2 separate regions of the Homo sapiens genome follow, and region 1 is linked to region 2. Evidence: read pairs that join two places in POLR2A ChIA-PET (ENCODE). Cell type or tissue: Panc1. All regions are shown on one strand. Links, peaks and the distances in the headings refer to the core of each region. The heading gives the core; the rest is flanking DNA. Region 1 overlaps WWTR1 (WW domain containing transcription regulator 1). Region 2 overlaps ANKUB1 (ankyrin repeat and ubiquitin domain containing 1).

What was found. Peaks named below come from ENCODE experiments on the same cell type or tissue, not always from the same donor. Only the 100,000 strongest peaks of a DNase experiment are listed, where the experiment ranks them.
Region 1: POLR2A ChIA-PET joins it to region 2 with 16 read pairs; 2 of 35 experiments call an interaction of 5 or more read pairs at or near these places.

The regions. Positions count from the first base shown.
Region 1 is chr3:149,631,420-149,642,275 of GRCh38, forward strand. All of the region lies in intron 2 of WWTR1 (WW domain containing transcription regulator 1), which reads right to left. Among named protein-coding and RNA genes, the nearest start is that of WWTR1-IT1, 15 kb to the right of the region's middle. In Panc1, for the core only: no CTCF peak of the experiment used is centred there; no DNase peak of the experiment used is centred there; H3K4me3 peaks cover 1,052 bases; H3K27ac peaks cover 5,559 bases.
Region 2 is chr3:149,755,403-149,766,258 of GRCh38, forward strand. ANKUB1 (ankyrin repeat and ubiquitin domain containing 1) reads right to left here. Exons shown (of 6, transcript NM_001144960.3): 6 at 5,698-6,211. The coding sequence ends at 6,082. Among named protein-coding and RNA genes, the nearest start is that of COMMD2, 8.3 kb to the left of the region's middle. In Panc1, for the core only: no CTCF peak of the experiment used is centred there; no DNase peak of the experiment used is centred there; H3K27me3 peaks cover 298 bases.

The DNA.
Region 1 (10,856 bases), core at 1,060-9,059, 120 kb before region 2:
AGCAAAGTTTGGATCAAATTAACATTTCATCTCTCCTTCAGCCAGTTACTAAAAAAGGCATTTTCAGTCTTCACGTACAAACCCCAAATATAAGTGCCAATGGATATTCAATAACCATAAGCAAGCTCAGAATCACCACCTACCCTCTGGCATAACTACTTTCAGGTAAAGCTTACCAAAAAACAGCAATGCATCCTCCTTGCCTATCCCACAAAGAATGAAATTACACTCCCGCTGTATCTTCTCAGAGAGGGAAAAACATTTCACTCCCTATAGCCATTCTTGTCAAATGACCTGATGGGGTAGTGACTGGAGCACAAATCCAGATCCAAGATCAAGAGAGGCCATTAACACACACGAAGGGAGACATGAATTATCCCAACAAAATTAAGTAGGTCCACTCTGGGTACTGCAACTAGGGTGGTGATCCTGGGCTCCATGCTTGGTAGGGAAGAGCTGTGAGGCATGATACCTTAATAAAATTGAGAACTTTAAGCACTTTATTTATTTATTCATTTAGAGACAGGATCTCACTCTGTCACCCAAGCTGGAGTACAGCGGCTCACTGCAGCCTCAACTTCCCAGGCTCAAGTGATCCTCCCACCTTAGCTCCCCTGAGTAGCTGGGACTACAGGCGCCCACCACTATCCACAGCTAATTTTTTGCATGTTTTGTAGAGACAGAGTCTCACTATGTTGCCCAGGTTGGTCTCAAACTCCTGGGTTCAAGCGATCTGCCTGGATTCAGCCTCGCAAAGTACTGGGATTACGGGCGTGAGAGTACTTTTTAAAAAATAATTTTTACTTTTTAAAATTTATTTACTTATTTATTTTTATAGCCTTGAGGTCCCTCTGCATTGGTTGAGTTGCCCCAAGGCCACGTAGTTTCTAGCATAGCTCTGACTCTAAGGAAACAGGCAAGGTAGTTCCCACTTTACCAACGAGGAAACGTGCTTCCTGAAGTTATGTAAGCTCATTATGTGGCAGATCCATGATTCAAACCAGTACGTCTGATTACAAAGCTCATGAGTACTCTCTATGACTGCTCTCTGACATTGATGACCAAGCATCCAACCTGTCCATCCACACAACGCAAACAAAGCCATTAAGCCCAGATCCCTACCTTTAAAGCAGTAGAGGGAAACTGCTGTTGGCAACTGTAGAAGCCACTAAAGGAAGATCATTTTCCACTCAAAAATGGATGTAATTTTCAAAAAGGTGGAGACAACCCAAAAGTCCACCAACAAATGAATGGATAAACAAAATGTGGTATATCCATACAATGCAATACTATTAAGCCATAAAAAGGATGAAGTTCTGATGTATGCTACAACATAGAGGAGCCTTGAAAACATTATGCCAAGTGCAATAAGCCACTCATAAAAGACTACATATCATATGATTCAATTTACATACAATTTCCAGAATAAACAAAGCTACAGAGACATAAAGTGGATTAGTAATTTCTTAAGACTGGTGAAGATGAGAATGTGGAGGAGAGGGGCATGGCTAATAGCTATCTAGTTAGTTGGGGCTTCTCTTTTTGGTGATGAAAATGTTCTAAACCTGACTGTGATGATGGTTGTACATACCTGAATCTATTAAAAACTATTGAATTACACACTTAAAATGAGTGAATTATGTGCTGTGTAAATTATATATCAATGAAGCTGTTAAAAAATAAGTATGGCCAGGCACAGTGGCTCACGTCTGTAATCCCAGCACTTTGGGAGGCTGAGGTGGGACCATGGCTTGAGGCCAAGAGTTCAAGGACAGCCTGGGCAACATAGGAAGACCCCATCGCTACAAAAATAAAATAAGCCAGCCAGGCATGGTGACGCACACCTGTAGTCCTAGCTACTTAGGAGGCTGAGGTGGGAGGATCTCTTGAGCCCACGAGTTTGAGGTTATAGTGAGCTATGATTGTGCCAATGCATTACACTCTGGGTGACAAGTGAGAACTTGTCTCTAAAAAATAAAATATATATGCAAGTGTAATTGGTTAAGCAAATTAAAAGGAAACTTGGCCATTATCTCCTTTAAGTTCTTCATTTAAGGGTGAGGAAACCAAGTAAAAAGTCCAATATTAGGCAAGCGTCCTACCTACTAATCCCAGTACTCAACAATGTCCTTTGGGACCCAGCTCAGTGCTAGGTATAATGGTAGACCCCCAAAGAGTTTAAACCTAATCAGGCTTTTTGAAGCCAGGAACAATGAAATCCAACAGCCTGTAGACTGGGTTCAGGGGTGGAGCGGACACTAAGAGCTGTGTAGTCAGGCAGGAGGTGAGACCTAGAAGGAAATCCATGGCAGAATGAACTGATGGAGGGTCAGGGAAGAGGTGAGTGAGGGTGCTCCAGGGAAGGGGTACAAGCACTGCCAGGAGCTGTGGGTGGCAGCAAATGGGTTGCAAGGGAAGTGAGGCTCGATGAGCAGGGTCACACTGTCAGATTCTAGAGGTTTAGGAACCAGGCAGGAGATCAGCCCTGACAGGACAGGACACCAAGAAGAGTTCTGTAGCAGGAAAAGGGTGATGAGAGCCATCATGAAGGAAGATTAGCCTGGCTGTGGTGTGCAAAGGACTGAAGTCAGAGGCTAGTGTGCTGCAGTCTACAAATAAATGATCACATCACACAGTAGGGTGGAGGCAACAGGAATGGAGAAAGAGGAAGGAAAGATGAGAGGTCCAGAAAGGGAAAAATAATGAAGACCCAACCATGTCAAGACCGGTGAGAGGGAAAAGGAGAGCCAGGGTGGCTCTGGGCCCAGACTGCCCAAGTTTAAGTCCTTACTAGTGTGCGGCTTTGGTCAAGTTCCTTAAATGCCCTGTACATCAGTTTTCTGAGCAAAGTGGGGATAAAAATAGTGTTTCTGTCAGAGTTCTTGGCATAATTAAATGTGAACAGTGTGAGAACAATGCCTGGCACAAAGTAAGTGCTAGGTACACGTTTGTTAAATAAATACACGTAAATGCATATTAAGATGTCTGTGACCCAGCTTCTAAAGATAAGAGCAGTAAGGAAAAGCCTCATTATCTCCCACCAAAGTTTCCTTTTTCACTCATTTTTTCCCGTTTATTTATCCTAAGGTTCTGGGAAGAATAAAACATGTTCCCTGCCCTTGAGAATGGGCTTTCAAGGAGAAATAAATCAGAAAACAGAGCAATGCCTATTCCCTACCAAGGTCCATGCACAATAAATGGTTGAATGACATGCTTGGTGAGGATCCCAAAGAAGCAAGTGAAAGACCCTGGATCTGTCAGGCTGCTGTTGTGCAAGTCCACCTCTCCTGTGGAGCTCCTGTTTGCAAGGCAGCCAGTGACCCAAGGCCATGCTCAGCTGGCATTCGCCCTTTCACACGGATGTGCTTTCCAGACACTACCTCAGCACCAGCAACCACTGAGCCTCTTCCCTGCCCTGATTCTCAGTAGCTCACCCTCCAGACCCGGCCACGGTATATCCTCACCATGTCTGTCCCCTCACAACTTAAATCAAAGACTCTGAGGCCAAACCTTGAATTGACAATGCTAGCCAAAAAGCTCTGAGCAGGGATGGAAGACTAAAGAGGAGAGGAGGAATCCCTGCCTTTCTTGCATGGGAGGGAGAAACACATTCTGTGATCTTGACCAAAGAGCCCTGTATAATCAGAAATCAGCAGAAGGGGGCCCTGCTCTACCCTCTTCTTCATGTGGTTGTGACAATGTTCCTCTTCTCCTGGCTAGCTCACAGGAGTGCTGGGGATACAGTGCTCTGGGTCTCCATATTTAAAAGAAGTTTAAATTATCATACAAATGCATTGTATTTTTAGTAATTGGACTTGTTTGATCTCATATCTTTTGATAATTACTAAAAATCTCCCTTCAAAGTGATGAAAGATTCAAATGAAGCTAGAATTTAATTTATATTAGGTCTTTGAGATGAGGTTTAAGTAACATTACAGTCCCATTACTAGGAAAACGGGTAAATAAACTGTGTATAGCCATGAAATGGAGTAACGTATTAAGATCTCTAGCTGCTGTCATAGAACAAAATACTTTAAAGTGGTGGGTAAAAACGAAGTTAAGGTACAATATATAGAAGGAGAAGAAGAAGAAGAAGGAGGAGAAGGAGAAGGAGAAGGAGAAAGAGAAGGAGAAGAAGAAGAGGAAGGAGGACGAAGAGGAAGAGTAGGAGGAGAAGAGGAAGCGGAAGAGGGAGGAGGAGGAAGGAGAAAGGAGGAAGAAGGAAGAAGGAGAAGAAGAAAAACTTGAATCATTGGTTTCTACATGCATAAGTCTGAAGGACAGTCCCTGAACTGAGAAATGGGCTCTCCTTCTGGGGAGATGAGCAGGATTGGGGATAGAGGGTCAAGAAAGTCTATTGCTTTAGCTGAATTTCTTAAAGCAAGAATGCATTTATTTATGACTTGGGCAGTTTTTTAAAATAAAAAAAAGGCAATGTTGAATATATGACCATCTATGAGTAAAGTAAACCTGGTTTATAATTTTAAATTCTTCTTCCCTTTATTCTGGTCAAAAGGGAATTCATTTTCCCACTTTTCTGAGATCTGAAAAGATGATAACCTTATCAAATCTTGGGTCTGTGTGATCTTAAAGGACAAGTAAAGAATAAAAAAGTTCAAGTCAAAATTTTAAATGAAGATATTAACAATGAATAAGTAATTTAGAATGTGATGTTCCCAGGAGAATGAATTTTCCTGGATTAATCTGGCTAAACTTTCTTTGAAGTTTGTGGATGATGGCAACACCACTGAAAATGAACTTGAGGCTGTGTTTAAATACTTGCTACAACTAGCTTTTCTGACATCTCTGTACTCACTACTGACACAGTCAATCCACTTAATTAGTTTTGTTGATATCTCCAATTCCCCTATTTACTTTGTGTCCTGAAAAGTCCTTTGAAACCCAAACAGCCTACTCTACCTCTTCAGCTCCATTGGGAAAGGTTACGATCTTAGGATCATTTGAAAGGCAAGGAGGGGGTAGTAAATTTCCACCATCAAGTGGAATGTGGAAATAATCTGGGAATAGATGAATATATTGAATTAATACCAGGAAATTTTCCTTTCTTGGATCTTCATTGTTTTTGCTTGAAAAACTGATTTTTTAGAATTTATAGTCGGGCTAAGAATTAAATACAAAGAATAGAATATATTCTAAAGTAAAATATACATTATATGTATCCTTTATGCTAAGCACAGTACCAGTATGTGGCACACAGTATGTGCTCCATAAATATGTATTGGCTTATTGCATAGGAAAGAGTCACCAGAAAATCTAAATAATGTAGAAATTTAAAAGAAAAAAATCATTTATATTTCTTTCAGCAAAAGTTAAATGAATCCCTACTATGCATGCCATGCTTTGGGCCAGGCATTAGAGAAGTATTATGCACAAAAAATTAGCTGGGTGTGGTGGCAGGTGCCTGTAACCCCAGCTACTCGGGAGGCTGAGGCAGAATCACTTGAACCCAGGGGGCAGAGGTTGCAGTGAGCTGGGATCATGCCACTGCACTCCAGCCTGGGCGACAGAGCAAGACTGTCTCAAGTGAAAAAAAAAAAAAAAAAAAAAAAAGAGAGAAGTATTATGCAAGGCAGGTAAGATTTGGTTCTTGTCACTATGAGTTCATAGCATATAGAATAAAAATAAAGGACAAGTACTCTCTATCACAGCAAATAATCAAAGGTTGTCTATTATTTCTAAACTCAATTTCACATCAAACTTGCTATATTATTACATCTAATCTAAAAGCATCAATTTCTGCCTGTGACCACCCAGTCACATTTTGATTATTTTAACAGCATATTGAGTATGTTTTTTTTTTTTTGAGACAGAGTCTCGCTCTGTTGGCCAGGCTGGAGTGCAGTGGCATGATCTCGACTCACTGCAACCTCTACCTCCCAGGCTGAAGCAATTCTCCTGCCTCAGCCTCCCCAGTAGCTGGGATTACAGGGGTGTGCCACCATGCCCAGCTAATTTTTTTTTTGTATTTTTAGTAGAGACGGGGTTTCACCATGTTGGCCAGGCTGGTCTTGAACTCCTAACCTCAGGTAATCCACCCACCTCGGCCTCCCAAAGTGCTGGGATTATCAGCATGAGCCACCGTGCCCGGCCCATATTCAGTATTAACATTAATCTCAATAAATATTCCCTAGTACCAATATGTGCTAGGCATGAAGGACAATACAACACCAGTTCCATATTCTAAGAATTGGCAAGTTGGAGAAATGAAATAAACCCATTCATTTACAAACAAACCTTACACGACACTCTGATGGACAGTAGAAAAGATTAAGTGGCAAATTACCCCAATAGATCAAATTACTATGGGGATCTGGAGTAGGAGGAGATCCCTTCTAGTTGGTTGGTGTAATAAGGCATTAGACAGGAGATGGGGCTGGCTAAGTCTTAATAGACCAAGCATAGGGATGTAGGACATTCTAGGCAAGTGAGAAATGACACACTACTCCTAATCAAAAGTGCAAAGATGAGCTACTCTGTATGACATATGCAGTGGCAACCAGGCACGGTGGCTCACGCCTGTAATCCCAGCACTTTGGGAGGCTGAGGTGGTGGATCACCTGAGGTCAGGAGTTCAAGACCAGCCTGACCAATATGGTGAAACCCCGTCTCTACTAAATACAAAAAAATTAGCCAGGCGTGGTGCTGTATGCCTGTAATCACAGCTACTTGGGAGGCTGAGGCAGGAGAATGACTTGAACCCAGGAGGCAGAGGTTGCAGGAAGCCAAGATTGCACCATTGCACTCCAGCCTGGGCAACAAGAGCGAAACTTTGTCAAAAAAAGAAAGAAAAGAAAAGAAAAGAGGCATGCAGTGGCCGTGAGCATAAAAGGAGAGAAAACTAGGGAAAGAAGCACTTTAATCGTTTACGGAGCTTCCTTCAGGCCTGTTTATTAACATATTCCAAAAAAAATCACTGCTGTATGTACATATATGCCTTAAGATAAAGAGGAGCAACTGGAAAGAGATACAAGCCCCAAGTACAGTATACTTCCCTGACATTTGTGTTTTTAAAGAGTTCATTTAAAGGGCAATGGCATAATACTAGTATAATTCACATAATGCTAGCTCTGGGCTTTGGACTTTTAACCAAATGTTAAAAATGACTCCTTTTCTCTTGTCTCTGCGTGTGCTTCTCTGACTCGCTTGGCCTGTTTCCATTCTCTTTCTTTTTTCTCTCTCCATCCTTCTTAGTGTAAGTTAAAAAAAAAAAATCAATGCCGCAAGTTATGTTTAAATTCAGCCCACATGACATTTCCTTCGCATTTAATTGCTTCCATACAATTTATATCCGCTAGTCACGCTAGACCCCAGAGTATTAAACATGCTCTTTTACAAAGAAGCTCTTGTCCTGTAATAACCCCCATAATCAAAGTTCAGGAATTATGGGTAAGGCTCAGCCGGCCGATGGGGAAACAAACAGGTTTTTAAATTCATCCAAAGCAGGCTTCAGGCAGGAAGCAAATCAAAGCCGTCACTCTACCACCAGGTTTGAGAGCAAAAACACCGCAGAGGCTAGCTCAAACGAGAGATACTGGCATCTCTGCACATCCAGCAAATCTGATGCCAGATACTTTCTCTTTGGGCTGCCGTGAAGAACCACTAAACAATGCCACTTAAAGACACATGGTTACATTCTCTCTGCTTTCAAGGCAGCCCATTCCAAAAAGATCTAGCAATGGTCTACAAAGACTGCTCTTAAAATGCCTCTAAATGAATAAATCATTCTTCTTTGTTATTCAGAGTAGACTAAGACTAAAATTATCTTGGAAAAAAATATATATATACAGGGTCTCTTTCTGTTGCCCAGGCCAGAGTACGGTGGTGCAATCATAGTTCACTGCAACCCTGAATTCATAGGCTGAAGTGATCCCCCTTGCCTCAGCCTCCCAAGTAGCTGGGACTATAGCAGTGTGCACCACCACATTCTGTTAATTTTTAAAACTTTTTTATAGAGATGGGGTCTTGCTCTGTTGCTCAGGCCGGTCTCAAACTCCTGGCCTCAAGCCATTCTCCTGCCTCAGCCTCCCAAAGTTCTGGGATTATAAGTGTGAGCCACGACAACCTAAAGTTACCTCTTCTATTTTCCTATAGACAGCTTGGACAACATGTCTGGTCTTCTTTCATACTAATGGACAGCTACATTAGTATGTAGCTCTCAAGGTCTCTTATAAACTCATATTTCTGGGCACTTTTACAACTTATCCCATTATCTTCCCCACTTCTCAAGAAATCACCTCCCCAAAAGTTCACCTTTGAAAAAGTACAGAAGTTGGCTGGGTGCAGTGGCTCACGCCTGTAATCCCAGCACTTTGGGAGGCCGAGGTGGGTGGATCACGAGGTCAGGAGATCGAGACCATCCTGGCTAACACGGTGAAATCCCATCTCTACTAAAAAATACAAAAAAATACCCAGGCGTGGTGGTGGGCACTTGTAGTCCCAGCTACTTGGGAGGCTGAGGCAAGAGAACGTTGTGAACCTGGGAGGTGGAGCTTGCAGTGAGCCGAGATTGTGCCACTGCACTCCAGCCTGGGCTACACAGCGAGACTCCGTCTCAAAAAAAAAAAAAAAAAAAAGAAAGAAAGAAAGAAAGAAAGAAAGAAAAAGTACAGAAGTCATACAACTACACAGGGGCACTAACATGATTTCTTGGATTGCCCTTATTCACGTAGCCCACTTTTCACAAGAATTGTGCCTACTTTTCTTACAAAATCTCTTTAAGCAACATCTCTGGTCTTCCCCACTGTATTCAGATAAATGCCTCTCTACCAGTGTCAACAATTTTAAGAAACCTTTAATTTCACCCAATCTCCTCTGCTCAAAACCCATCCAGATCAAGAGCAAAACAATTGAAACTATTTATCAGATCCAGACAGTTGCATCTTAAAGAACTTTTTGAAAGTTTCTATGGCTTGCATCTCTGATGGTTTTCATAAACCAATGCTTTTGTCTATAGATAAAGGTTAGAACCAATATAGATTGGTTTTGTTTTTGTTTTTTTGAAACAGAGTTTCGCTCTGCCCCCAAAGCTGAAATGCAGTGCCCCAATCTTGGCTCACTGCAACCTCTGCCTCCCTGGTTCTAGTGAATCTCCTGCCTCAGCCTCCTGAGTAGCTGGGATAACAAGCATGTGCCACCACACCCAGCTAATTTTTGTATTTTTAGTAGAGACAGGGTTTCACCATGTTGGCCAGGCTGGTCTCAAACTCCTGGCCTCAAGTAATCCACCCACCTCGGCCTCCCAAAGTGCTGGTATTACAGGCATGAGCCACCGAGCCCGACCAGAATCAATACAGTTTGGATCAGAGATATCATGCTACTCTTAGAAACTGGCAGATAATAAATATATTATTTATAGCCAATAAACTACTTTTGGTCTATCATAATAAAAAAAACAATTCCTAAGCTATCACTAAAACATGATGTCATTTGTGGTTGCTTTATTTTGTATTTACTATACAGATGTATTCTTTATTGTGATGGCCTAGATCTGGACATATTCAGAGCCAAAATTATTTTACGTATCAAGTCACTGGCAAATCAAAGAAAAACCAAATTATTTAAACATTCATTTAGGAGCTCATATTTATATTTTGGAAATGAAACCTCATATTTTAAGGCATTCGATATTATTTATTATGCAGGGTCCTTTTATCTTGTTCCACAATATAACTTTTTGTTTTACTCTTGGCAGACTTTACTGTCACTGTACAAAACAGACATTGTTTTAAAAACCCATTTGTAATAAGTGTCAGTAAATATGATCTTTCGCTTCAGCTGAAGCAACTCTATGGCATCAGTTTACACCTCCACACTTACTTGGAAGTTTATAATGCTTGTTTTCAGCAGCTTTCACACCTAGACTCCATACGATATGTACCAGCCACCAAGATGTTTACCAGTCCTCAGAAGGGCCTTTCGAGAACTCTTAAAACTTAATTTGTTACTGACGCTTTGCTTAAAGGACAATGCACTTTAATTAGCCACACCACTGGCCCTTTATTCACACACATGAGGTAAGCTGGACATTCCAATGCATGTGCAACTGGGAAATTTGAGTCCTTTAATGGTTTTCAACAATTAACTAGGGCCGGCCAATTGTTAGGTTAAACAAAAAGCACTGTGGCAAAACTTGACTCACTTCACTACGGCTAATAATTACAAAAGGTTGTGCTGGTCCATCCCTCACTCTACTTACCTGCCAAAGTTTCAGGCAAAGTCTCAACAATTGGGATCTAACCTTTAAAATCATTTCTTTAATGTTGACACTCCAAATTGTCCATAATGACCCTACATTCTGCTCCTACTGTTAATAATCACCAACTACTTAATAGTTTATTAAAAAGTTAGCAACAGACAAATACAAAGAACAATGTTTCCACTGTGTACCATACGGATTACAGCTCTTGGACCTTTGCTTGAGAACACAGCTTTCCAAGGCCCAAAGCACAGCCCCTGTCATCTTCATACTTCAAATGCAGACATGCAAGATCAATAACTCAAGGTTAACTTTTCTTAGATGATAGATAAGATAGCTAAACTTTTTTAAAAGCCTAGGTAAAAAAGAGATGTTTTAAACATACCCTTGGCTACAGCTCAACTTTTAGGTAGCTGATCCTTTCTCCATTCCTGCCTTCTTTCCTTCAAGCTTTTCTACAATATAGCCTTATGGTTGGATTTTATGTTAAAATGTACGAATGTGGCCGGGCGTGGTGGCTCACACCTGTAATCCCAGCACTTTGGGAGGCCGAGGCAGGCAGATCACCTGAGGTTGGGAGTTCAAGACCAGCCTGATCAACAGGGAGAAACCCCGTCTCTACTAAAAATACAAAATTAGC
Region 2 (10,856 bases), core at 1,927-9,926:
GGTGAATGTGAACAAATAATAAATACTCAGTATTTTTTTCAATTGATGCTGGTAGAGAACAAGGCTTCATATCAATCATCCCCTCACATTCTCTCTGCATCTTTCTATCCCCCTCCAGCTCATACGTCTTTCTTTTCTCTTATATTTTCCCATTTATTTTCTCCTTCTTAGGTATTCTAGCCCAGAATCCTTGCACAGGATATTTCCTTAGCTGTGTTTCAATGACACATAAAATATTATCACCCCCTGCAAGGAATTACAGCTCAATTCACTATACTGTCAAGAGGACAATAACGTGGTGACAAGCCTCACTCACACCAGCCACCTTCTCATGACTCTAAAGCTGGCACCAAATGCATGAATTAGCTCCTGACATTTTAAAAAATTATTTTAATTCATTAAAAAAATGTATTATAAATGCAAACAGAAAAGGGTACAGATTTTTTAAATACTCATTGTTGAATCTTCTCAAATTAAACACACCTATTACTCCAGAACAAGAAATAGAATGTTACAACACCCCAGAATTTCTGCTGTGCCTCCTGCCAGTCACTATCATCTCTTGTTTTCTCTATAGTGAACTAATACCTATACACATGCTGCCTTACAACATCCCTGTAGAATCATCTATGTGTGTGAATGCGTGTGTGAGTGTCTGCACGTGCATGTGTGTGTGTTTGTATTAACCTTTGTGCCCCAACCCAGCAATATCTAATTGGGAACTCAAAGGCATTTTTTAGAATGAGCCTTAGATTTTAGGCGCCTCTGACTATTTTACCAAAATCTATCTTATAATCATCTTAGTAAATTGCCTCTAAAATATAAAATATTTAGAAAAAAACTTTAACAGACGATTTGCAAGACCTATACACTAAAATTTACAAAACTTTGCTGAGAGGAATTAAGACTTGAATAAATGGAAATGTATACCACCGATACAGAAATATACGTCATGGATTATAAGATTTAATATTATTAAAATGTCAGTTGTGCCCTATCAGAAGAATCCCAACAGGGTTTTTTTTTGTTTTTGTTTTTTGTTTTTTGTTTTTTTTTTTAGCAGTTGCAAGATTTAGTAGAGTGAAAACAGAGCTCCCATACAAAGGGAGGGGACCCAAAGAGGGTAGCCATTGCCAGCTCGAATGTCTGGGTTTATATCCTGATCATTGTCCCTCCCGTTGTGCTCTTAGGCAATAGATGATTGGCTATTTCTTTACCTCCTGTTTTTGCCTAATTAGTATTTTAGTGAGCTCTCTTTACTATCTGACTGGTCAGGTGTGAGCTAAGTTGCAAGCCCCGTGTTTAAAGGTGGAAGTGGTCACCTTCCCAGCTAGGCTTAGGGATTCGTAGTTGGCCTAGGAAATCCAGCTAGTCCTGTCTCTTAGTCCCCCCTCTCAACAGGAAAACTCAAGTGCTGTTGGGGAGGTTGGCCAACGACCGCTCTAACTGCTTCCTGCTGAATTGGGGCATAGTAGGGGTTGTGCAGTTGAGATTTCCTTGGGAGGGTTGCCTTTGATGTCATTAACATTGGAGCACAGGCTAGCAGGCCAGTCCAGGGGTCTGCGGTAGATTTTAGTCATGGACTGCATCTGGGGCTCCATTTGAAGAACTATTTGTAGCTTTACAGCTTCAATTCTGGAAGAGACAAACTTAACAAGGAGGTTAAAGATACAGGGATTGAAATGTGTGGACTGCAGTGCACGGGATTATTTCTTTGGCACACTTCACAGGCCCTGACTATCTGCTTGATAGTTTTGAAAAGGCCTGGTCCCATAAATAATGATTTGGCCATCTGATGGGTGCTATCAATGCCTAAGTGAAAGGTTTGGTGAAGGGTTTTAAGTAATTTCCGTTGGCTAGCTGCAGGCTAAAGTATTTTCCCTTCTTCGGTGGCTAGCCATCCTGAGGGGAGGAAACTATGTGCTCTTGAGGTTCCCCATTCTATTTCTCCTGCTGAGTACTGGGGCTTGGTTTCCTGGAGGGTATTACCCCATACTAGGGGTCCTTCTATAAGCATTTTTAATGGAGGGTCCTGCCTTGCAGCTCTTTTGGCTTCAATATCCGCTTGGTGGTTCCATTCTGTTTCCCTTTCCTTTTCTTTCTGATGACCCTGGCAGTGTAAGACTGTCACCTCTTTAGGTTTCTGTACAGCCAATGATAATCTCTTAATGGCTTCCTGATGTTTGATAGGTGTTGCCTCAGAAGTTAGGAATTCCCTTTCTCTCCATATTGCTGCATGGGCATGGAGGACTAGGCAAGCCCCTAGTCTTAAGTGTCTGTATATATATTTACCCTTTTTTCTTCTCCTAATTCTAGTGCCCGAGTGAGGGCTATTAGTTCTGCCAGCTGAGCACTAGTTCCCGGAGTGAGGGGATTACTTTCAAGTATTCCATTATCACTGACCACTGCATACCCCACTTTTCAAAGTCCTTTTTCTACAAAGGAACTTCCATCAGTATACAAGTTGAGGTCGGGATCTGCCAAGGGAACCTCTAAAAGGTCCCCTTGAGCGGCATAGGTTTGAGCAATTACTTGTTGACAGTTATATTCTATCTTTTCTTCATTGTCTGGAAGAAATGTGGCTGGGTTAAGAGTTGCACAAGTGTGCAGTCGCAGCACTGGCCTTTCAAGTAATAGAGCCCGATATTTAAGCAAACAGTTGTCTGACAGCCACAAGTCTCCTTTAGCAGTGAGTATGCTGTTCACATCATGAGATGTCCACACAGTAAGATCTCTTCCCTGTATTATTTTAACTGCTTCAGATGCTAAGACTGCTACTGCCACCACTACCAGTAAACAATGAGGCCAACCCTTTGCCAGTGCATCAATTTCCTTACTCAGGTATGCCACAGGTTGCAGGCTTGTCCCTCGTACCTGTGTAAGGACTCCTAGAGCTATTCCTGTTTTTTCTGTGACATATAAAGAAAAGTCTTGCCCCGTTGGCAAGCTTAACATTGGGGATTGGGTTAGGGCCTTCTTTAGTGCCTGGAAAGCCACTTCTGCTTCAGGTGTCCATCTTACCAAACGGGTATTGGCTTTCTGAGTTTCCTTAATTAGTGTATATAACGGTCTGGCTATTTCGCCATACCTGGGAATCCATATTCGGCAGAAACCTGTTATGCCAAGGAACCCTCTTAGTTGCTTTAGGGTTTTGGGATGAGGATAAGCCAGTATAGGCTGGATATGTTCCTCACTGAGGGCCCTGGTACCTTTGGATAATTTTAGCCCTAAGTATTTAACCTGCTGTGAGCAGAGCTGAGCCTTTGGTTTGGAAATCTTGTAGCCACAGGTAGCGAGGAAATTTAAGAGTGCTTGGGTGGCTTGATGGCACAAGGTTTCTGAATGGGTGGCTAAAAGTAAATCATCCATGTACTGAAGGACAAGAGTGTCCAGGTATGAGAATTGGCTCAAGTCTTGGGCTAACCCAACAGGCTTTTAAAATAGAGAATGACAAGTTTATTTTAAATTTTATATGGAAATGCAAAGGACTAAAAATAGCCAAAACAAACTTGAAAAACAATAACAAAGTTGGAGGATACATATTACCTGATTTCAAGGCTAATTAAGACATAGTAATTAAGACAGTGTAGTATTAGTATAAGGACAAGTAAATAAATCAATGGAACAAAATAGAAAGTCTGGAAATAGATCTGTACCTATATTGCCAATTGATTTTCAGCAGAGATGCTAAGCAGAGATTCAGCAGAGATTTTCAGCAGAGATGCTAAGGTAATTCAGTGAGGAAAAGGAAAGTCTTTTCAAAAATTAATCCCAACCCTTACCACACATCATTCACACAAATTTGAGATAGATTATAAACCTAACATAAAATTATTGAACTTCTAGAAGAAAATATAAGAGAATATCTTCATTACATTTGAGTAGGCAGAGTTCTTTTTTTTAAGATAAGAGTCTCACTCTGTTGCCCAGGCTGGAGTGTAGGGGCACTATCTTGGGTCACTGCAACCTCTGCCTCCTGGTTCCAAGCGGTTCTCCTGCCTCAGCCTCCTGAGAAGCTGGGATTACAGGCATGCGCCACCATGCCTGGCTAATTTTTGTATTTTTAGTAGAGACAGGTTTTCATCATGTTGGCAGGCTGGTATCAAACTCCCGACCTCAAGTGATCCGCTCACCTCAGGCTTCCAAAGTGCTGGGATTACAGGCATAAGCTACCACATCAGGCCAGGCAGAGTTCTTACAGAGGAAATAAAAAGCATGAACCATAAAAGAAAAAAATGATAACTTCTACTTCATCAAAGTTAAAACATTTTTGTTTGTCAAAAAACATTATTAATAAAATGAAAAGGTGATCCCACAGACTGGGAAAAATATGCACCATATATCTATATCTATATATATCTGATGAAGAACTTGTATCATAAATACAAAAACTCCAACAAGCCAATAATTAAAAGATAACCCAATTTTTTAAATAGGCAGAAATTTGCATTGATACTTCACAAAAGATACACAAATGGCCAATAAACACATGAAAAGGCATCCAGCATTATAGTCATCAGGAAAATGCAAATTAAACCACAATGATAGGCCATTTCAAACCCCCTAGAATGACTTAAAGGTAAAAAACACTGATGACACCAAGTGTGTGAAGCCACCAGAACTCTTGTACATTGCTAGTCAAAGTGTTAAAAATCATAAAGCCACTTTGGAGAACTCTTAGGTAGTTTCTCATAATGTTAAATGTACATTCACCCTATTATCCAACAATTCTACTCCTAGATACTTACCCAAAAGAAATGAAAGCATGTCCAGAAAAATACTTTTTACAATAATGTTCATAGAGCTTTTTTCATAATATGTCAAAACTGGAGGCAACCCAAACATCCATACAGTCCATACACCATGCATTATGGTGCAACCATATAATCGAATACTATTTAGTAATAAAAAGGAATGTATGGCTGGGTATGGTGGCTCATGCCTGTAATTCCAGCACTTTGGGAGGCCAAGGGAGGTGGATCAGTTGAGGTCAGGAGTTCGAGACCAGCCTGGCCAACATGGTGAAACCCTGTCTCTACTAAAAATACAAAAATTAGTTGGGTGTGGTGACATATGCTTGTAATCCCAGCTACTCAGGGTGTGGGGACACACCCTTGTAATCCCACCTACTCAGGAGGCTGAGGCCAGAGAATTGCTTAAACCTGGGAGGTGGAGGTTACAGTGAGCTGAGATCGTGTTGCTGCACTCCAGCCTGGATGACAGAGTAACACTCTGTCTCAAAAAAAAAAAAAAAAAAAAAGAAAAAAAGAAAAAAAGGAATGTACTACTGATATGTGCAGTAATGCAAATGATTCTTAAAACATTAGGTTGAGCAAAATAACCCAGACACAAAAGTGAACAACTGCATGATACCAGTGATTTGAAAATCTCATCTACGGAGCTAGAAATCAGAATAGCAGTTACCTAAAGAAGTTGGGATTGACTTAGGAGCTTGAAGCAACTTCCTGGGGTAACAAAAATGTTCTATGTTTTGACTGGGATATTTTTCAAACCCATTGAATCTTACATTTAAGATTCATGCAATTCACTGCATGTAAATTTTAACTCAATTTAAAAAATTAATTGGAAACAATGTTTTAGCAGTTCAAAAGATGTCTGAGATCAGCTTTAGACCTGGATGGTATTTGTTAACTTTCTTAAGAACTTTCCTTAAATATAATTTAAAAATTTTATTTATTTTTAAATATGTTCTACATTCATATGGCTTAAAAAACCAAAACACATTTTTTTAGGAAAAAAAAAGAAAAACAAACAAAGGAACTGTAAAAATTCCCACTTCCTTGTTTTCCATTGTCTCAGCTCCCCTACCCTGTGGACAACTACTATTCTAAGTTTCTTCTGAATTCTTCCTCATATTCTTTATGCAAAAATAGCACTAAAGTTTCACTTAGTGTGATGAAGTCTGAGAAAACATGGTGTTAAATATCCTATTAAAAGTTATGTGGCATTATAACTGTTACTAGAGATGATAACATTAGAACTGTTATTAGAAATGTTAACATTAGAACTGGACATTCTGTTTGATCAGGTCTTTGTCCAAACTGAAGTTGTCATGACTTTTCAAAGCACAGTTTCTAGAGAGTTTTCACACGCTGTCAGACCTCCTCGGGTAGTCAAGTTAGAAATGCTCTTTTTGGCCAGGACTCTTGCTATTTCTAACTGCTGAAGCCATCGTTTCTCTTTAAAGGCACTGCAAGAAAACAAGATATAATTTGTAAGGAGGTCTGATCTTGTCTGCATACATAGCTGAAAAAGGATGGAAATCTTCAGGTTGATTTTGTAGCTAGGGCTAGTTTGTCTTGTCACATAGGTAGATGTGAAATAGAAACAGTAATCTTTCTAAAACAAGTTCCCTGTGATGCAGTGGGAATGATATTTTCTCAAGGCAATACTAAAAACTTAGAATCCACAACTAGAAACAGAAAGCCACTCAATATCATGTAGAATTCTCTGGGTTGAAACTTTTTCTCTCTCCTCTCTAGATATTCCTATACATCACATATTCCCTGGCCTCCTCTTTTCTCCACTTTCTACCCCTACGAACACACATGAGGATTTTTTAATTGAAAAGATATTAGGTATTTTGATAGTCTTTAACTAAAATGCAAAGGAACTTAATGTTTTATGATAGTTATTCTCTGGCTATATACTAATAAAGACTTGCAAATTTGAATACGATTACTCTTTGTAGGATGCAAATGTGATTTAATACAGAGGTGTTTTACATCACCTTAAATGTTGGGGTCCTCCAAGATTCTATCTTTGGTCCTCCTCTCTTTCTACACCCTCATCCTAGGAGTCCTCATTTACTCACTGTTTAAATTCTTTTATCCATGACTCCTTGACCTTTCTCAAAAGTGGCATATCTCCAATTAACAAATAAAAATATTCATCCCATAGACACTTCTAATTTAACATATCTTTATCTTCTTCCTAAACTTGTCCCACTTCTGTTTCCTTGTTCTAACACTTCGATTTTGCTATCCTCACCATCTCCAAAGCTAGAAACGAAACTAAATTCCTTCTTTCTCTATTTCCACACCCAGTCAGTGACCAAATTTTGTGGATTATTCCCCAGAAATATCTCTTGTATTTGGCCTTTTCTCTTTTCCCTAACTACTGTTGTTCTAGTCCAGGTCTTTATTTTCTCTTATTTCTCTTTTTGCAGCTTCCTACCTTTACTATAGTCTTTCCACATCTTTCCAACGAGTCTTCCATACATCTCTATCAGATTTGTCTTCAAAAACAAACAAAAACTGATTATGGAACTTACTTCATGAAAAAGAACTTCTATGAGCTTCCCACCTACCTCCTACCCCATGGAAGGGGGAATAAGAAGCAAACTCTTCACTTGGTCACACAAGATGCTTCTTAGTGTAGATGCAGTCTACTTTGCCAGTCTTATCTCCAGCCAGTTCTTCCTTATTGCCTAGGATGACTTTTGCAAATCCACGTACCTTCCTGAAAATTCAATTTCTTGCTTGCTCTTTCACAAAAGTGCCTTTGACCATGTTACTAGCTCTGCCTGGATCCTTTACCTCACCTCTGCCCATGTTGTCTGGCAAAGTCTGGTATTTCTAAAAGGCTTTCACTCAATCTATTAGGAGTAACCCTGTATAAAAGTACCATAGTGTTTCCAACATTTGAACCAGGTCTATGTCTGCCTGATTCAACTTCTTTGTTCTAGATTAACTTCTTGCTTTACCTCAATGGCTGTGTCTTTCTGTGCCCTCTAAACTGAGTTAACCCATCCATGCAGCCCATAAAATTAGGTGTTAAGTCTTAAAGAAATCATTCAGGCACTTTCAGCCTTTCCCTGTATCCCACCAGACTTAGTTTGAAGTCCTCTCCTGTTCTGATGCATATCCTTGCTCTTCCTAGGCTCAGAGCCTATCCTGATTCTCTCCCTGGCATTTGAAACCTGGCTTTTCTGCATTCATTCAAAAACTGTTTACCTTAAGAAAAAGATGCGTATTGAGCACTTACTCTATGGCAAGCACTATTCTATGTGCTGGAGATACAAAAGGTGATTAAAACATACAAGATATGCCTTTTTAAATAAAGAATAAAAACAAAGAGCTGTACTTGTATCCAGAGTACAAGAGCCCAGCAAAGCTCATAACATTTGAGATTATCATCTATTCTCAGTCCACTCAAACTCTCAGCCTTCTGGATCAATCCCTTACATTTGAATCTTTACTTAACTGGACTCCCAGGTCACATAAACCTCTCTGGAATTGGACAATGAGCAATAAGGAAAGCTATTTTCTAGACACACCTTACAGATATTCTTTGACCTGTGTAAAGCCTACTGACGTCTAGGCTGAGGAATGAGACTCTATGTGACCTTCTGGCCTCAGTGACTGTCTACACCAGCCACATTTACTCACCAACCCAAACCCACATTAGCGCTTGATCTGTGTTAACTGCATAATGCCATCTTGGAGTCAACCCTGAGAGGTTTAGTTTTATGAATCTAAAGGTAGGAGTTCCTGAATGACATGTGGTCCAACAAGTACTTTCACATGATGCCAGATGACTTGTCTGCTTTGGGAGACTCCCCTTTCTGTAAAACAGGAACATCTGATGGTCACTTTACCCACCTGATCCCTGGGTCAGCATCATGAAGGATTACATTAGGTTCTTCCCCATTTCCTGGCTATGACACTAGCTTGGTGATGGTGCATGTAGCCATCAAGATAGCGTCCATCCATTCCTCATGTTTGTGTCTTTGTGGTACAAGAGCTGCACTGGTCATTTAGAGGGGTGCTCAGACCACCTGACTGCCTGCCTTGACTGTCTACTTCAGGTAGATGTAAGTGCTTTTGTGACTTCTATGGGGAACTTGAACTCGATCAAGAAGACTGCAGGGTCATGAGATTGTAGATCTCTCCTTCCCTTCCACAGCCCACCAACAAAGGAAGGTGGAACAGATCCTGGGAAAGATTCAGTGGAAAGGGGGCAGAAATGGATGGGAAGTGGAGGGTGTGAATACAGGAAAGAGAAAAATATTGAGAAAAGAGAAATGGAAAGAGGATTTGCTAGGAGTAACACTGCCAGAGTAAATGTGCGGTCAGACTGACCACCACTCCCCCTATGGGTCTCCCTTCTGCATTAATCCCTTCCTTCCTTTCCCTTCCTTCCTTCCCTCCCTCCCTCCCTCCCTCCCTTCCTTCCTCCCTCCCTCCCTCCTCTCCTCCCTTCCTCCCTTCCTCTCTCTTTCTTTCTTTCCTTCCTTCTTTCTTTCTTTTTCTTTCCTTCCTTCCTTCTTTCTTCCTCTCTTTCTCTCTTTCCTTCCTTCCTTATTTTCTTTCCTTCTTTCCTCTCTCTCTTTCCTTCACAGAATAACACTTTAACAAAATGTTTTCTCTAGAAATTTCTTTCTTGACCTTGAAATTGCCACTCATTAATAATTCCAATCCTTATGAAATGTAGCTACAAAAAAAAAAGCACACTGGTAGTCTCTTTTAAAAAGTGTTTTGAAATGTTTACTAAAGCTAAACATAAATTTATCCTATGACCCGGCAATTCTATTCCTTGGTATAGAGTCAAGAGAAGTGAACGCAGATGTCCACCAAAACTCATATGCAAGAACAATCATGCATTTTTATTCAAAGTAGCCCCTAAATTAGAAACAATTTAAATGTCCATCAGTAGGAAAATAGATAAATAAATTAGGATATGGAATACTGCATACAAATGGAATGCTACATAGAAATAAGAACAATCAATACATGCAAAAACACTGATGAATCTTATAGGCAATGTGTTGAACAAAAAAAGCAAAATATCAAAGGTATATGCCATATGTGCCCTTTATATGAAGTTCAAGAACAGGCTAAAGTAATCTTCGGTGATAGAGATGAGAATAATAGTTACATCCGGGAAGGATCATGACTGGCAAGGGGCATGAAGGAAATTTTGGGGGGTGCTGGAAATAGTTTGCATCTGATCTGAGTAGTGCTTGTATGAAAACATAAAAATTCAACAAGCCATATATGTGAGATTAGTGGTCCTTATGGATTTTACTATATATTTCATAACTCATTTCCTCCCCAAGAAAGCACTGTATACAACAACAGACACTGTCAGCTTTTCTTATCTAAAACCACACACACACACATGCACACACACACACACACACACCTTAAAAACAGATGCTTTTTCATGCACATTTCCATTCTGCTGGGCACAGCACTGGGCTATAGTAAACACTTACTGAATGTTTGAAAAATAAACTCATTTTTAGCATGTATCTGTTGATAAAACAAATCAATATTTCCTTTCTTGTTTACAGCCTTATTTTAAGAGGGACTATGTAGTTTTTTCAATTAATAATTTTCCTAGTATATTTCTAGAATTTTTGGTGATCTCTTTTTATACATTCTAGTCAGAGATATCTCACAAATTACAAAGATTGAGACTATTAAGCTATTAAGTGTCTTCCTCTATTGTCAACCTCACTCTGTTGGATATTGAATTTTGAGTTTTACAGCCCAAATTACTCTCACCACAAGGTGGCAACAACCTAACTGAAATAAAGTTGAGCTGAGCTAAAGACCAGTACAGAAAAGCAAGTAGAACAATCTAGCCTTGTTTTTTCTTTACTTCTCATTATATTGAGTAAAGGGAAAAGTCGCTTGTAAATCTATATTTCTAACTGTAAAATTTGCATCAAATAATACCTCATAAGTAATGGATGGGATCTGAGCTCTAATCAGAGAGTTGTGTACCTTAAACATCTAATTCCGATACACTTTCTTATCTCTTTAGATGTGCTAAGGATTACCTTTTAACTCACTGTAAATATTAATGTCAATTCTAGCACCCTGTCC